2 separate regions of the Homo sapiens genome follow, and region 1 is linked to region 2. A link is a loop called in an ENCODE intact Hi-C map of the cell type or tissue named here. Cell type or tissue: PC-3. All regions are shown on one strand. Each heading gives the region's core, and the rest is flanking DNA. Links, peaks and the distances in the headings are about the cores only. Region 1 has its middle 78 kb from the start of MIR3910-1. Region 2 has its middle 8.5 kb from the start of NFIL3.

What was found. Hi-C counts contacts between places; a loop is a spot of excess contacts. Peaks named below come from ENCODE experiments on the same cell type or tissue, not always from the same donor. Only the 100,000 strongest peaks of a DNase experiment are listed, where the experiment ranks them.
Region 1: a loop joins it to region 2, with 5 times the contacts of the local background. A loop is called at or near these places in 3 of 110 quality-filtered maps.

The regions. Positions count from the first base shown.
Region 1 is chr9:91,554,121-91,562,462 of GRCh38, forward strand. No RefSeq gene overlaps it. Among named protein-coding and RNA genes, the nearest start is that of MIR3910-1, 78 kb to the right of the region's middle. In PC-3, for the core only: a CTCF peak has its summit at 4,925 (motif pointing left); no DNase peak of the experiment used is centred there.
Region 2 is chr9:91,428,156-91,436,497 of GRCh38, forward strand. It overlaps a transcript of NFIL3 not described here. Among named protein-coding and RNA genes, the nearest start is that of NFIL3, 8.5 kb to the left of the region's middle. In PC-3, for the core only: a CTCF peak has its summit at 5,202 (motif pointing left); a DNase peak (open chromatin) is centred at 5,246; H3K4me3 peaks cover 233 bases; H3K27ac peaks cover 904 bases.

The DNA.
Region 1 (8,342 bases), core at 130-8,129, 130 kb after region 2:
AAGTTTATACAACAAACAGCCCAAAATAGACAAAAAAAAAATATTGAAAGAGAAGAAGAAAGTAGGGAGACTGACAGTACCTCACTTCAAGACTTGTCATAAGACTACAGTAATCAAGTGTGAATAGACAAGAATAGACAAATAGACTAATGGAACAGAGTAGCCCAGAAAGAGTCCCACACAAATACAGTCAACTGATTTTTGACAAAGAAGCAAAGGCAAATTAATGGAGGATAGTCTTTTCAACAATTGGTACTGGAGCAACTGGGCATCCACATGCAAAAAAAGGATAGACCTTACACCTTCACAAAAATTAACTCAAAATGGACCAGGAAACGAAATGTGAAAATTCAAGTCTATAAAATGTCTGGAAGATAATATAGGAAAAAATTTAGGTGAACTTCGATTTGACAATGACTTTTTAGACACATTCCAAAAGCACAATACATAAATGAAAAAACTGACGTTGAATTTTATCGAAATTGAAAAACTTGCATTCTGTGGAAAACACTGTTAAGAGAATAAGAAGACAGGCCACAGACTGGGAGAAAATATTTGGGAAAGACATAGTTGATAAAGGACTGATATCCAAAATATACAAAGAATTCTTAAGACTCAAAGTAAGCAAATGAAAAAGTTAATTAAAAAATTAATTTTTAAAATTAACTTGCAAAAGACCTCAACAGATACCTCACTAAAGAAGACATATAGGCCAGGCACAGTGGCTAATGCCTGTAAGCCTAGCACTTTGGGAGGCCGAGGCAGGTGATCACTTGAGCTCAGGTGTTCAAGACCAGCCTGGCCAAGATGGAGAAACCTGGTCTCTACTAAAAATACAAAAATTAGCTGACTGTGGTGGCGCATGCTTGTAAGTCCCAGTTACTCAGGAGGCTGAAGTGGGAGGATCACTTGAGCCCGGAAATCAGAGGTTGCAGTGACCTGAGTTGAGGAGTGTCACTGCACTCCAGCATGGGCAACAGAGCGAGATCCTGTCCAAAAAAAAAAAAAAAAAGACATATAGATGGCAACGAGTACATAAAAAGATACTCAACATCACATGTCATCAGAGAATTTCAAATTCAAGCAACAATAATAAGCTACACACTTATTTAATAAGCTATGCACTTATTAAAGTAGCTGAAATCCAGATCAAATGCTGGTGAGGTTTGGAGCAACAGGAACTCTCTCTCATTGTTCATGTTAGTGTAAAATGACTCAGCCACTTTGGCAGAAAATTTGGCAGTTTCTTACAAAACAAAACATACTCATACCACACAATCCAGCAATCGTGTTCCTTGGTATTTACCCAAATGAGTTGAAAACTTATTTATACACAAAAACTTGCACATGAATGTTTATAGATGCTTTATTCATAATTGCCCAAACTGAGAAGCAACCAAGATGTCCTTTAATATGTCCTATTAAAGGTGGTACATCTCGGTCCTATTAAAGGTGGTACATCCATACAATGGTCTATTATCCAAAAATAAAAAGAAATGAGCTGTCAAGTCAAGAAAAACATGGAGGGAACTGAAATGCATATTGCTAAGTGAAAAAATTTAATGTGAAGAGGGTACACACTGCATGATTCCCACTGCGTGGTAGTCTGGTAAAAGCAAAACCATGGAGACAGTAAAAATTCTGGTAGGAAAAGGAGGGAGGGATGAATAAGTGAAGCACAGAGGACTTTTAGGGCAATGAAACTCCTCTGAATGATACTATCATGGTAGATACATGTCATTATACATTTGTCAAAATCCAAACCAAGAATGAAAGTTAATGCCACTATGGACTTTAGTTAATAATAATATATCAATGTCGGTTCATCAATAGCAAAAAACACACCACACTAATGCAAGATGTTTATAATAAGAAAAATTATGGGGGGTGGGGATGCTGGGGGTTTAGAGGAACTCTGTACTTTCTGCTGAATTTTTCTTTAAACCTAAAACTGCTCTATAAAATAAAGCCTATTAATTTAGCATTTTTTGGGTGTTTTAAGGTCTGCTGTCAGTGCTGAGACAATGCCAGTGACCACCTGCAGATGGTTCATGCTGGTGGCATCCTTGCATCTTGGAGCTTTCTCCAGCTGCCAGAAAATGCTCAATCTGTGGGCAGGGCAGGCTGAAAATACCATACAGTTAACACTCACAGGAGTGTCTCCACCAATAAGAAAAGAAAATCAGGAATCAATATCCCAGTTTCCTCATCCCCGGTTGTCACTCTGCTGAAGTGTTTTCTGCACAGTTGCTCAAAGGGTCCCAGTGGGATTGAGCTCTATTACCCACAACAGTAACCCACTCAACAATGAGTCCTTCGATAACTTTCCTGTGTCCCCATCTCGCTTTCCTATGTCCTCGCTGGGCTTCCTGCCATTACCGCTCAAATTCGTCTCAGGGTTGGCTGTGGGGGAAACCCAAACCAAGACAGGACCAGAACCAAGAAAAAAAGGCTCGCAGCTTCGCCTCAGGCTATCCACAACATTTCCAAATGCCCTTTCATTTTCTTTCTTTCTTTCTTTCTTTCTTAGTTTCTCGCTTTCTTGCTTTCCTTTTTCTTTTTTTTTTTTTTTTTTTTGACAGAGTCTTGCTCTGTCACCCAGGCTGGAGTGCAGTGGTGTGATCTCAGCTCACTGCAGCCTCTGCTTCCTGGGTTCCAGTGATCTTCCTGCCTCAGCCTCGTGGGTAGCTGGAATTGCAGACACTCACCACCATGCTTGGCTAATTTTTGTATTTTTAATAGAGATGGGGTTTCACCATGTTGCCCAGGCTGGTCTCGAACTCCTGACCTCACGTGACCCATCCACCTTGGCCTCCCAAAATGCTAGGAATACAGGCATGAGCCACCGTCCCTGGCCTCATTTCTTTTCTAATTGCATGTGATTTTCACAAGAACCAACCTCAGAAATAAGATAATTTTTTAAATTTTTTTTACTGTTTTCCTATTTGAATGATTGATATTGTTGCAGTTTTGTTTTCCACACTTTTCATTGCAGATGCAGAGTGTTTTAATTATACTATGTATTGAAAAGTTTCTCATGGGCTGGCCTGAGACACAACCAACTTTAACACTGTTTCTATAGGAAAGGGAATTCCAAATGAAAAGGAACAAACTTGGAAACCAAGTTTCAGAATGTGTAAATTGAGTGCCAAAAAGTTTAGGTGGAAGATACCAAGCAAACTGGCCCACCACTACGTGTGACCATGTCTACCAACTTTATCTTAAGGTTTTGTTTAGTTTTTTTGTTTGTTTTTGTTTTTTGGTTTTTACTTCTTTTAAATTTATTTTGATTGCTTGATAATAGACACATTTAGAAGCTTCTATCAGTTTCCCTACATCTGCCAGCGACTGGCATCATTCCATTTTGCTTGGATAATTCAGTAGCATAGCCTCCTGTGGAAATAGCTGCTTCTGGCAAAACTGTTTAGTTTATCATTTAATCAAAACATTTGCATAGTTCCACTCAGTTAGAACACAAAAATGAGGCTGATCGTTTTTGCATAAAGACAAGTCATAAAGTCATAAAGCAAAGGAATGCTTTAAACCATGAAATGAAATTTAATTAAATATTGGAAAGACAAACATTTCACCATGAGCAGACATTCTTAAATAATGGTTAAATAATACACAAAAGAAATTACAGTTTTACATGAAAAGGGTATTTAGTGGTGACTTTATAAATGTTTCCAAAAAACCATTTATAAACGCTGGGCTGATGTGTCTTGCTGCACCCAAGGCATTGCTCTCCTACCTTTCAGCACGCAGTTGGCTGTACCTCATATGTATTTGGCCTGGACGTGTTCTCATGTGACAGTAGCAGTGTCCCCTGAAAAACACCTTGCAAACATTCATACGCTGCCTAGTCTGTGCGATCAGCAACTCACAGGGTCACCTAAAAACATACTGCCCCTCTCCAGGTTGAGGAGAAAGGCTTGGGGAAAATTGGAGAATCCAAGTGTCACCCAACACGGCGGGGCTCAGAGGCACTGAAAGTCACTTGAGATGCGGAGGGCACTTGGAAGGCTGACTGGGTCCTGTGGACCAACAAGTTTAAGAAAGGATCTATCCTAAGGGAAAAGGCAGTGTTTCTAAAGTCAGCATCCATCCCATCCTTTTCAAGTGGGAAAGAGCTGCATAGGAGGCCCTTTGGGATTCAGGAAACATCCAGCAAGGAAGCCAAACCGCTTTAGACAAAATCCACAAACTTGAGAATCTGATCAGGACTCTGGGACCTCTATAGTTTTCTTCTCAGCAGCCTCATTAAGATATAATTCAATATTATGTAGTTCATTCAATTAAAGCATACAACTCCATAATTTTTAATATGTTGTCAAGGTTGTGCAACCATCATCACAATCTAACCTAATTAGAATATTTTCAGTTTCCACCCTCAAAGACCAGGCACCCATTAGCACTCACTCCTCATAACCCTCCTAACCAGCCCTGCCCTAATCAACGCCTAAACTACTTTCTGTCTCTGTAAACTTGCTTATCCTGGACATCTCATATATACAGAATCACAAAATATGCAGGCTTGTGTGACTGGCTTCTTTCACTTAGCATAATGTTTCAAGTTCATCATATCGTAGCATGCGTAAGTATTTCATTTCTTTTCATGCCAATAATGTTCCCTTATAAGAATATACTACATGTTATGTATCCATTTGTCAGTTGATGGAGAATTGGATTGTTTCCACTTTTTCACTGTTATAAATAATGCTGCTGTGAACATTCGTGTCAAGTTCTTGTATATGTGTATGTTTTTAATTCCCTTGGGTATAAATACCTGAAAGTAGAATTACTGGAACATGTAGTTTAACATTTTGAGTATCTACTAAACTGTTTTCTACAGCATTCCCATCAGAAACAGAGGAGGATTCCAATTCACCGATCTTGTTAACACTGTTATTGTCTGTCTTTTTTATTGTAGCCATCTAGTGGGTAAGAAATGGTATCTCATTGTTATTTTGATTTGCGTTTCCCTAAGGACTAAAAATGTTGAGCAACTTTTCATGTGTTTATCAGTCATTTGCATATTTCTTTGGAGAAATATCTGCTGAAGTCATTTGTACTTTTGAACATTGGGTTGTCTTTTTATTATTGAGTTGTAAGAGTTCTTCATATATTCTGGATACAAGTCCCTTATTAGATGTATGGTTTGCAGATGTCTTTTCCCGTTCTGTGGGTTCTATTTTTGCTTTCTCAATAGCATCATTTGCAGTGCAAAAGTTTTTGGTTTTGATATAGAGCAATAATCTTTTATTTTCTTTCATTGCTTGTGCTTTTGGTGTCGTATGTAAGATGTCCTTGCTTAATCTAAAGTCATGAAGATTTACTCCTATATTTTCTGCCAGGAGTTTTATAGTTTTAACGTTTCCATTTGGGTCTATGATCCATTTTTAGTTAATGTGTGTGTATGATGTAACATAGGGGTCCTTGTCATTCTTTTGTGTGTGGCCATCCAGTTGTTCCTGTATCTTTTGTTGAAAAGAATATTCTTTCTTTATTGAATTGTCTTGGCACCCTTGTTGAAAAACAGTTGACTATAAATCTAAGAGTTTATTACTGGACACTCAATTCTATTCCCTTGACCTATATGTTTATCCTTATGCCGGTACAACACTATCTGTTGTAGTGTATGCAACTACAAACACTACCTTTACGGTAAGTTTCACAGTCAAGAACAATGACTCCTCCAACTTTTTTTTTCAAGATTATTTTTACTATTCTAGGTCCTTTGCATTTCCATATAAATTTTAAGACTAGTTTGTCAATTTCTGGAAAAAGCTACCTGGGATTTTGCTAGGAATTATGTTGACTCTATAGATCAATCTGGAGAGTATTGCCATTTTAACAGCAACAAATCCAAAACAATGGGATGTCTTTCCATTTATTTAGATTGCCTTTAATTTCTTTTAACAATATTTTATAGTTTTCATTATACAAATTTTTGTACTTCTTTTGATAAATTTATATCTAAATATTTTATTCTTTTTGATGCTACTTTAAATGGAACTGTTTTCTTAATTTTATTTTTAGAATCCTTGTTCATTGCAAAAGAATAAAAATAGAATTGACTTTTGTACATTGATCTTTCATCCTGCAATCTTACTCAACTCATCTCTTATTTCTAATAGTTTTTAGTAGATTTTATTAGGATTTTGTGTCTATAAAGTCATATCATCTGATAATTTACTTCTTCCTTTTTAATCTGGATTTTTTTCTCTCTACTTGTTTCTTTCTTTTGTTCTTTTTTCCCCTGACTGCCTCCAGTCCATTGTTACATAGAAGTGGTGAGAGCAGACATCCTTATCTTGTTTCTGATCTTAGAAGGAAAGCATTCCTTCCTTCACCCTTAAATATGATGTTAGCTGCAGGCTTTTTGTAACATTCCTGTCTAGAACACTGAATAAGTTTGCCCCTATTGCTCACCAGCATTCTTCTGTTTTCTGAAGCTGGATGTGCTCGTAGCGTGTTAGTAAATGTATAACAACTGGTTCTTCAAAACATTTTTTGTTGCATTTGGGGATTTCTGTGGTGTAAATACTCCCACCATGGTTTAATCAAGCTACAAACCTGACATCACTGAATACAGAGTTGGGAAGAGATACTCAGTATCACATCAGTATATAGTATTTCCACTACACAGATACAATAAACATATATAATTTTAAGAACATAAATGGACTGGGTTCCCCTCTATTTCTAGTTTGTTGAAAAGTTTTTGTCATGAAAGGGTGTTGGATTTCTGTGAAACCCTTTTTATATCTATTAGGCTTTATTCTACCAATATAGTTCATTGTATTAATTGAGCCCTCACAATGGCTTTCTGCTTCTACATTTGCTACTACATGAGTTGCTTATTTGTAGAAAACCCTGTATAATAGCATATTTTGCTAAGGAATCGAAGAGGGAAGTTAGAGGCTGAACTTTAGTTGAAAAGTGTGTTCCAGCCGGGTGCCGTGGCTCACGCTTGTAATCCTAGCACTTTGGGAAACTGTGGTGGGCGGATCATCTGACGTCAGGAGTTCGAGACCATCCTGGCCAACATGGTGAAACCCCATCTCTACTAAAAATACAAAAATTAGCCAGGCGTGGTGATACACGTCTGTAGTCCCAGCTACTCGGGAGGCTGAGGCCAAGAAGAGTGGCTTGAACCTGGGAGATGGAGGTTGCAGTGAGCCAAGATTGTGCCACTGCACTCCAGCCTGGGCAACAGAGTGAGGCTATGCCTCAAAAAATAAAATAAAATAAATGTGTTTTGGGGGGAAAGAGAGAAAGCAGAAACAGGAAACTGATGATGTCCACTTCAATGATGAAGGGAAAGTAATTGGAATCTGTACAGAAAAGAGCCAGAGGGACGGTCAAGTGGGTACATAGACTTTAAGAGGCATTTTTCACAAAGTCATCATTGTTATAGTCATTAAAAATAAACTCTGAAATTACAATCAACTATTTTATCAATAATGATAATAAGTACTCAAAACTCATCACTGCCTAATTAGTTTGCTACATTTTACTGCTACTTATGCTCTTAAAAATATGTATGCTCATTGTATCTGTGTAGTGGAAATACTGTATACTGATGTGATATTTAATATCTCTTCCCAACTCTGTACTCAGTGATGTCAGGTTTGTATCTTGATTAAGTTATTGTGGGAGTATTTACATCATAGAAATCAGCAACTGTAACAAAAAAATTTTCTGAAGAGCCAACTGTTACACATTTACTAGTGCACCACCACTAGCACACTCAGATTAAGAAAACAGAAGTGGGATGGGTGCTGTGGCTCACCCCTGTAATCCCATCACTTTGGGAGGCTGACGTAGGTGGATCGCCTGATGTCAGGAGTTCCAGACCAGCCTGGCCAGCAGGGTGTAACCTTGTCTCTACTAAAAATACAAAAATTAGTCAATCATGGTGGTACGCACCTGTAATCCCAGCTACTTGGGAGGCTGAGGCAGGAGAATTGCCTGAACCCAGGAGGTGGAGGTTACAGTGAGCCAAGATTGCGTCATTGCACTCCAGCCTGGGCAATAGAGGGAGACTCAGTGTCAAAAAAGGAAGGAAGGAAGGAAGGAAGGAAGGAAGGAAGGAAGGAAGGAAGGAAGGAAGGAAGGAAGGAAGGAAGGAAAGAAAAAGAAAGAAAGAAAGAAAGAAAGAAAGAAAGAAAGAAAGAAAGAAAGAAAGAAAGAAAGAAAGAAAGAAAATAAAAGAGGGATGCAGGTGAGCAATAGGAAAACATTATATAATTTTCTAGACAGGCATGTTAAAGAGAAATATATAGCTCTTTCCTACTGTTTTTCCCTGGGAAGGATTAAGAATAAGATAAATTCAATTC
Region 2 (8,342 bases), core at 324-8,323:
CTTTCACCTCTGTCTTCCTCTTCCGCTTTGCCTTTTCTTGTAGTTTTTCTACCTTTGTTGACCTTTTTTCTTTTTAAATTTAGTTATCTTGATTTACTCTATTATTCTTAGTTTTTTCCTTTGGCCTTTCTCCAGTCATTCAGATCATTACTTCCTGGGATTCCTTCATTCCCCCAAACATCCACTTTTCTCTTTGCTCTTGCCACCTACCTATCCCAGCCACAACCTAGACGTTATAGTTTTTAAGATTTCAACTGTCTTCCAGCCTCTGCCTCTCGGTCCCCTAACTTTGCCATGTGGCTCCATTAGCAGGAGTTCTATTAGCATGCTTGGCCTTCTTTTTCAAAAACTAGCTTTTGTGGGAAATTGGGTAATAGAAGATGGTCACATAACATTCCCTGTAGAAGCGATGGCTTTAAAGTATGGGAAGCCAAAATGTTTCCTATTAAGCAGCTCTTGCTCAAGCTAAGAAAGAAATTAGATCTCTACACCAACGACATGATTTCCCCAGACAAAATCAGCTGATGGTCTGAATACATTTGAAAGCATTTCCAAAGGACCCAGGAAAAGACCAGAAAGAGGTGATTTTGCAAAGAAGAGAAAATGTTGCAAGTACACTATTACAAAAACTGAAACATGTCTTTAAATTCAGCCACCACAGATGGCACACATTTCAGTAAGCATTTTTATTCATTCAGATTAAATGGTATATGTGAGTAAGAGTGCCAAAATAAGGGACATTAACAAAAAAAGGTGGGTAGGAAAAAGGAGAATACACTAAAAATGGTCAAGACTGTGGGAGCAGCTAATCGTGTTCATTGCAAAATCTTGGCGATGGAGCAAGCATTGTGGCAGCACTCAGCCAGCAACTGGAACACAGCTAGCAGGGCTATGAGTATATGAAATAGAAAATTGTGAAATATGTTCTAACAAAAATCATTTCATGAAGAATAAGACAAGACAGGTCCACATTGCAATCCAGTTCAAATCAACGAAGTAAAGCTTATCTAAACATTTCTGTGAAGTCATGCACAGGATAGTTTACTGGAAAGAGCTACACAGCTGCAACTCAGAAGCTGAAATTCTGGTGCATTCTGTACCCCATACTCACCAAGGGGATCATTTCACCTCTCTGAATGTCCATTCCTTCATCTGAAACCCGAGGGAGCCAACCAGATGGTTGGCCACGTTCCTTCTCTCATTAGCATGGGTTGACTAACATGCCACCAGCATATATTGCAGAAAAGAAAAACTGCAAATGTGGCATTTGCAGCAAAGCAGCTATGGCAAGCACTGGCTCATTCATAACCTTCCCTTGGCCTAATTGTAACATGGACAAGAGAAAATTACCTTGTTGAGTTGCCCACCAACTTTTGTCACTCCAGAGACAAAAGTTGTCTTCTGGAGTCGTTTGTTTCAGCAAGAGATTAAAGTGAATGCTCTCCGTTTGGTAAATGCACTTAAGAAGTCCGGAAATTGGGTGCTTGACCGCATTTCTGGTCTTCTGAGAAACTTTCAGAAGTGCTCAAGATTCAGGTGCCATTGTGTTTTCAGCTGCTGCTGTGTGATGCTGCTCTCAGGCGGTGCATGTAGGTCTGTGGAGGATTTTGTGAGTCCGCATACTGGCAGGATGATAAAAGAGCCAGCTCTCGGGCAGTCACCAGGAATTGCAGGCAGTAGAGCCCAGTGCTGAAGACCCAGATACAGAGGCCCGTGTCCACATCCCAGCTTGCCCACAGCCACTCAGGAACTCTGTGGCTGTGGGCAACTTACTTTTCTCGTCTGCTGTGTGCCTCACTTTCACCTTTTGACAACCATTTATAATTATAGTATCAATCTCAACTTGTTCTGAGGATAAAATTAGTACCTATTAACTGATTAGGAAAGTGCCTGATATATTAGCAAGTGTTAGCTATTATTATTAACCCAAAAAAGAATCAACATACATCAGAAAAATAGTATCATCAACCAAATACTTGTGCCTGTGCATGCGTATGTGTGTGCGTGTCCATATTAATTACATATACATAATAAATCTTGTTACGCTGCCAGGATCCTATTCAATTCAGATGAACAAGTGAGCATGTACATCTACAAGAAAGAATAACAGAGGTGGATGGGGATTAGAATTCATTCATTCTTCCATTTATGGAGCACCTGCTGGGTGCCAGGCATCCCTTGAACAGTTGAGTGATGTCCCATGCCTGCTGTAGACTTGGCGCTCATTCACTCACTCCCTCACTTAAGGTACATGTTTACTGACTACTTAGCAGGGGCCAGAAACTAAGCCAGGCCCTTAGAGGTTAATGGGAAGATGAGGATGGTGGGTTAAAAGCATAACTCGAATACTGTCGCGGTGTGGTAACTGTCACTGGAAAGACCAGACTGTGTACCAAGAGGGGCTTGAAGGAGAGGAGACCCACATTCCATTGAAGCAGAGGCAGAAGTACTTCCTGAAAGAGGGTATAATTTAATCAAAGTTTTTCTTTTTTATTAAAAAAAATGTTTGGTACAGGGTCTTGCTCTGTTGCCCAGGCTGGAGTGCAGTGGCATGATCATAGCTCACTGCAGCCTTGACCTCCTGAGCTCAAGCAATCCTCCTGCCTCAGCCTCCCAAGCAGCTAGCACTACAGGTGCATGCCAACACACCAGGCTAATTAAAAAACATTTTGTAGAGGCAGGATCTCACTATGTTGCTCAGGCTAGTCTCAAACTCCTGGCCTCAAGTGATCCTCCTACCTCAGCCTCCCAAGTGCTGGGATTATGACCAAAGTCTTAAAGATGTATGGGTATTCTACAGGCAGGAATCATGCCTCAAAAGAGTACCACATAAAGCCAGGCCTAGCAAAGCCAGTGTGGTTGGTGACCAAGGGAACCTTGGGGAGTGACAAGTCCTGGCAGAGAGCTTGATGGAAACCCAGGTTTTGCAAAGTCGGCATGGGAGAGCAGTGTGGAAATGTAGACCAGGCCCAGGCCTAGGGGACCTGGAGTAGCAAAACCAACCAGTACGTTATTCAGGCAGTACGTTATTCAAGCATTTAAAACACATTGTTTTAAATGCTTTTTTTCCCCCAAATGTCACACATTAAGAATTAGTGTAGGGAAATGGTTCAAAGCCTGGACTCTAGAGCTGGGTGGCCATGGGTAAGTCACGTGAAACCTTGATGCCTCAGTTTCTTCATCTGAGAAACAGCACAATAGTACTTTACATATGCTATATATGCTTCAGTTCCTCTACACAGTAAGAATAATAACAAATACTGCTCAAACACCACAGCATGCACACACCGTCTTGGGCGCATCACATATATTAAGATGTTTCATCCTTCTACCATTCCGTGGAGAGGGGAAAGGTGTCACGGGAACAGAGCCTGAGCTTAGGGATGCACTGGCACATGCTCTCCTGTGCTATTACAAAGGGTGTGTATTCATCCCACGAGAGAAAGCCAGCTGGAGACTAGAAGCAAGTGGAATTTGACTTGAACAGTTTAACCACAGTGGAAGCCGACGTGACTTTGGCCTTCAGGGAGTGTCTGTACTTGGGCTATGCTGCTCCAGAGTTCCTTTTGCTTCTGTTCCTGCTCCTGGCTGTCTGGGATGGTTCCCAGTGCAGGACTTGTGCTGCTCAATGACCCAGGCCACACAAGACTTTCCCCCTAATGCATAAGTAAAACACCACTTTCCTTTGTAAAAATGACCTCTCTGCAAGTCCCAGTGTGTCTCCTTCCTGGATCCCCTTTGCCTCACCTGTCCCAAGCCTCTCTTGCTTGCTACTGGACAGGCTTTGTCTTGGACGCCTTTCCCTCTTCTACCACCAGCAGCTAACTTGGGTCTTCCTGGGTTCCCAATGCTTTCCTGCTGCTGCAAGTAAGATGGACAGAACTTACAGATGGGCACCTCCCATCACTTAGGAACTCACACAAGCACAGAGGGCCAGGAACCTGTCTTTCCCAGGGGCTACCGGGGCAGGTGACACAACCCCATGATGTAGGGTAGTTGGCACACTGTCAGGTTAGTTCTGAGCCATGAGTGACAGGAGATGGGATGGAACCAGTAGATAAATACCTCCTCTCTACAATGTTTAGTGGCATGATGTCCCAAATCCCAGCCACAGTCTGTGCTGTCTTGGGGCACTGTAGTCAACCTGGTAGTGTACCTTGTCCTTATAAATGTACTTCCCCTATTTCTCTGTCTCCTCTTCTTTTCCTCCTACTCTTGCAGTTCTAGAATTGTACCTCCCAAGAAAGGCTTAGCACAGGAGATTTGATTCAGGCTCCGGTTTCTGGGAAACTCAGGCCCAGCCAATTTCTTTCGGAACCTGTCAAAGATTCAAAGTGCAGCAATAGTCCCAAAAATAGGTTTCCTGAAAACATGTCCCTCACGAAAAGTAGCAGAGAAAGATGACTCTCAGTCTTGCAGAGAAATTGTCCATTTTCTTATCTTTTGCAGTATTATGAAAACTGTTGCTGACACATAAGAACCTATATATTCCAGTGAAGTTGTTTAGGTTTTTTTTTGCCAGATCTTAATTCTGCTGTGCAAAGGCAGAGCTGAAAAGAAATGGGAGGTTGATTTGTAAAGCATTAGTGTGAGAAGGTCTTAGGGAGGTCTTTTCTAGTACTCTTTTGGAGTATGATATATATTGCTAAAGTAGCTGGAGAGTAGTCAGAAGTATAGCTATTTTGATGTGATAAAAGGAAAACATTTTGAACTGCAGACTAGGAAAGAAAACTTTCTTGTTACTGAAAAATATTTATCTTTACTACTGAATATCTGAAAAGCATTCTTTTTCAGTGTAAATTTAATCATTTAATGGTGAAACAATAAAGTCCTTCCTATTTAAGTAGGAAAATAAACAGGAAACTCATTATTATTTGACATCATTTTGAAGGTCTTAGCCATTGCAATGAGACAGGAAAAAAAAGAATTATCAGTATTACAAGGAAGTTATAATTCCATATGTTCATTTACTTATGTAGCAAAACTAAAGCTTATGCAAAAATAGAAGAATTCAGTAATGTAGCTGGACAAGATGTTAATATTTAAAAACAAAATTTTCCTGCATATGGGAATCATTTGTAATAGAATGGCTAAAAGCACACATTCTACATTTATTGCTGTGACTATCGGCAAATTGCTGAGACTCATTATGTTTCAGTTTCCTCCTCTGCACACTTGGGATTGTAGTCATGCTGCCCTCTGAAGGTTATGGTGAGGATATTATGAATGAGCATTGCTGCAGTTTGACTCACACAAGATCTACTTACAAGCTTATTCATCCAGTCTTTATTTACTCTGGGATTTGCAAGTATCAAATACTTTCAGACTTCCTTGATGGCAGGGGTGGCTAACTGACATCATTCTGGCCAAACGGGCATAATAAGAAGTTGCAGGTGCCCCTATTTTCCTTTTCTCCTGCCTTAAAAATGGACATGATGCTAGAACTATAGCACCCATTTGACCATGAGGGAAGCGTCAATATCAGCACCTGTTTACCTACTCCTGGGCTTCTTGAACATGAGAAACACAAACCTCGATTTGTTTAAGTCATTGTTAGATGAGTATTTTGTGAACAATATTTTCATTTGTGACTGAATAACATGTGAAGCATAACATAAATAACATATCTGGTGCCTAGGCAGTGTTTAATAAATGTTAGCTCTTAGTATTTTAGTTGAAAAATATTATATTTAAATATATTTAAAATATACTTGGGAAAAGTGTCTTATTCACAATAAGAAAAACTATCAAATAATTAATACTACATCTAACAAAAAGGTACAAGCTAGTCTACATAAAGAAAACTATTAAACATTGAATAATGACTAACAGAAGCCAAACAAGTAAAAAAATTGAATATATTTCTGATTAAGAGTATTATAAAGATGATGATTACCCCCAAATTAACCAATGAGTATAATCTCTCTTAATCAAAATTCTAATGGATATTTTGAGAAACTTAAAAAGTTGATTCTCAGGCCAGACACAGTGACTCATGCGTATAATAGAAGCACTTTGGGAGGCTGAGGCATGAGGATCACTGGAGACCAGGAGATTGAGACCAGTCTGCACAACACAGGCTCTCATGAGTGCTTCTAAACAATGGAACATAATATGCTTCCAGAACCTCAGCTTCATGAAGTCTAAGACATGTTTCTTCAGCTTTCAAGCCTCCCCAAGTAGATATCAGATTGCATGGGAGTAGAAAAAAATGGATGCTAAGTGTCTACTAACCAAGGGAAAATACATCATGTTGGAATCATTGGCTAGACCTTCATCTCATTCCAAGCATAAAAATATTCCCGTAATATTAAAGATTTAAGTGTTAAATTACACATAAAAGTACAAAACCAAAATATGGGAGAACAGGTCTACATGAAACCCAGAAGTTACAAAAGAAAAGATAAATATATTTAATTAACCGTGAAGCAGCTTTTGTTTGATAAAAGACACCTTAAAATTAAAAGACAAAAAATTTGAGAAAATAGTTCACATTTTTATTCTAGAAAAAGGTTTAACATTCTTAATATGTTAAGCACTCTTATAAATTTACAAGAAAATCAACATCCAATAGGAAAATAGTAAAAGGATACGAATAATTTTCGAAAAAAATCAAGTGCACCTAGACTTCACCACTATACAATTCATCCATGTACAACCAAAAATCGCTTGTACTCTTAAAGCTATCGCAATTAAAAAAAAAATTAAGAATAGGTGGCAGTTTAGATTTGGGCCATAGGCCTGTAGTTTGCCAAACACTTCTCTAAAGGGTTTCCTAGGGAATGTGGAGGTCAGCATGAACATGCCCAAGGACCATGGCAAGGCTGCCTGTAGGTGACATAACAGTATCCGTATGAGCCGTCTTCTATGATTCCAGGCACCCCTGTGCTTTCCCTGGTTTTCTTTTGCATTCCCCCAAAGTACCTAATAACTGAATTGTGTGTTTTCTCTTTCTTTCTCTCTCTCTCCACTGCCCCCACTAGGCATAGCAAGTATTTGCTATGTCAAGTAGTGGAAGCATCACCCTCCTTGGATATTCAGTCCTCTAAATGATCAGAACCCAGAGTTGTGAGAATTGTGATAAAAACGCTTGCTGCAACTGACTTATACAATAATACAATCATCAGGCCCCTGGAGCTGCTGGTCAGAAAACTCCAACATCTCTATGACCTTGCCTGCCTGCAGCAATTGCTAACTCAACAGGAAGTGTGCCTCACCTCTCTTTCACCATCAAATTTTATCTTAATTTGCATCCAGAATACCAGTTGCAAGAGAGACTAGTAAATGTGGAATTCAAATTCTATGGTACATAAAAGGCCACTCAAAGGAGGTTGAAATGGAACTTGAGTGCCATTTCATCATGGTCCTCATGAAGCCTGACCGAGTCCACCTGCCTCTAGAGGCTGGATGATGGCTCCGTTTGGCACTGAATCAGTTTTAGAGACATCTGCCTGCGCCTGAAACTGAGGAGTGTAGGAAGAAAGGTCTGCCTTGGTGAAGTGAGGACTATGATTTTGCCACATGGTCTTCATGACTACCATTCTATTCTGTGACAGTGGTCAACCAGGGTCCCTTACTGAGACTTTCAGTGAACAGTTTATTCCATGTGCCTACAGCTTATAATCTAATTAACATTTCATCTATGCATGCCAGGTACTATCAGAACTCTTCCCTTTAATACTAGCTGGATTTTTACTTCCTTCAGTTACATCTTGTACATCCCATAGTTCACTCAACTTGCTGAGAATCTGGGAGCAATTTTTTACAGCATTCAGGGTACTTTGTTGCAAGCAACACAGACCGATTTTGGCTAATATGAGCAGAACAGTAATTTACTAAACAAAAAAACCCAAAAAACTCCAGGCAACTCACAGAATCTGTGGCAAGTCAGGTTTGAAGGCTAAAAAGCCGGAAGCTATGCCCCAAATCAAACTGCAGAATTGATCTCCCGCAGGCACTGCTGTCTCTGCTGTAGGACAGAGAAACTGCATCTGCATGGCACACTCCTCCAATGCTGCTACCAGAAAGAAAGCTCCTGCAAACAGGATACAGCCACCTTCACAGGCACTGCCCCAGGGAAAGAGCCTGCATGATCTCCATTTCTTCACATTACCATTTTCTGATTAAGATTTGAAGGTGGGGCCGGGCGCGGTGGCTCACGCCTGTAATCCCAGCACTTTGGGAGGCCGAAGGCGGGCGGATCGCGAGGTCAGGTGATAGAGACCATCCCGGCTAACACGGTGAAACCTCGTCTCTACTAAAAATACAAAAAATTAGCCGGGCGTGGTGGCGGGCACCTTTAGTTTCAGCTACTCCGGAGGCTGAGGCAGGAGAATGGCGTG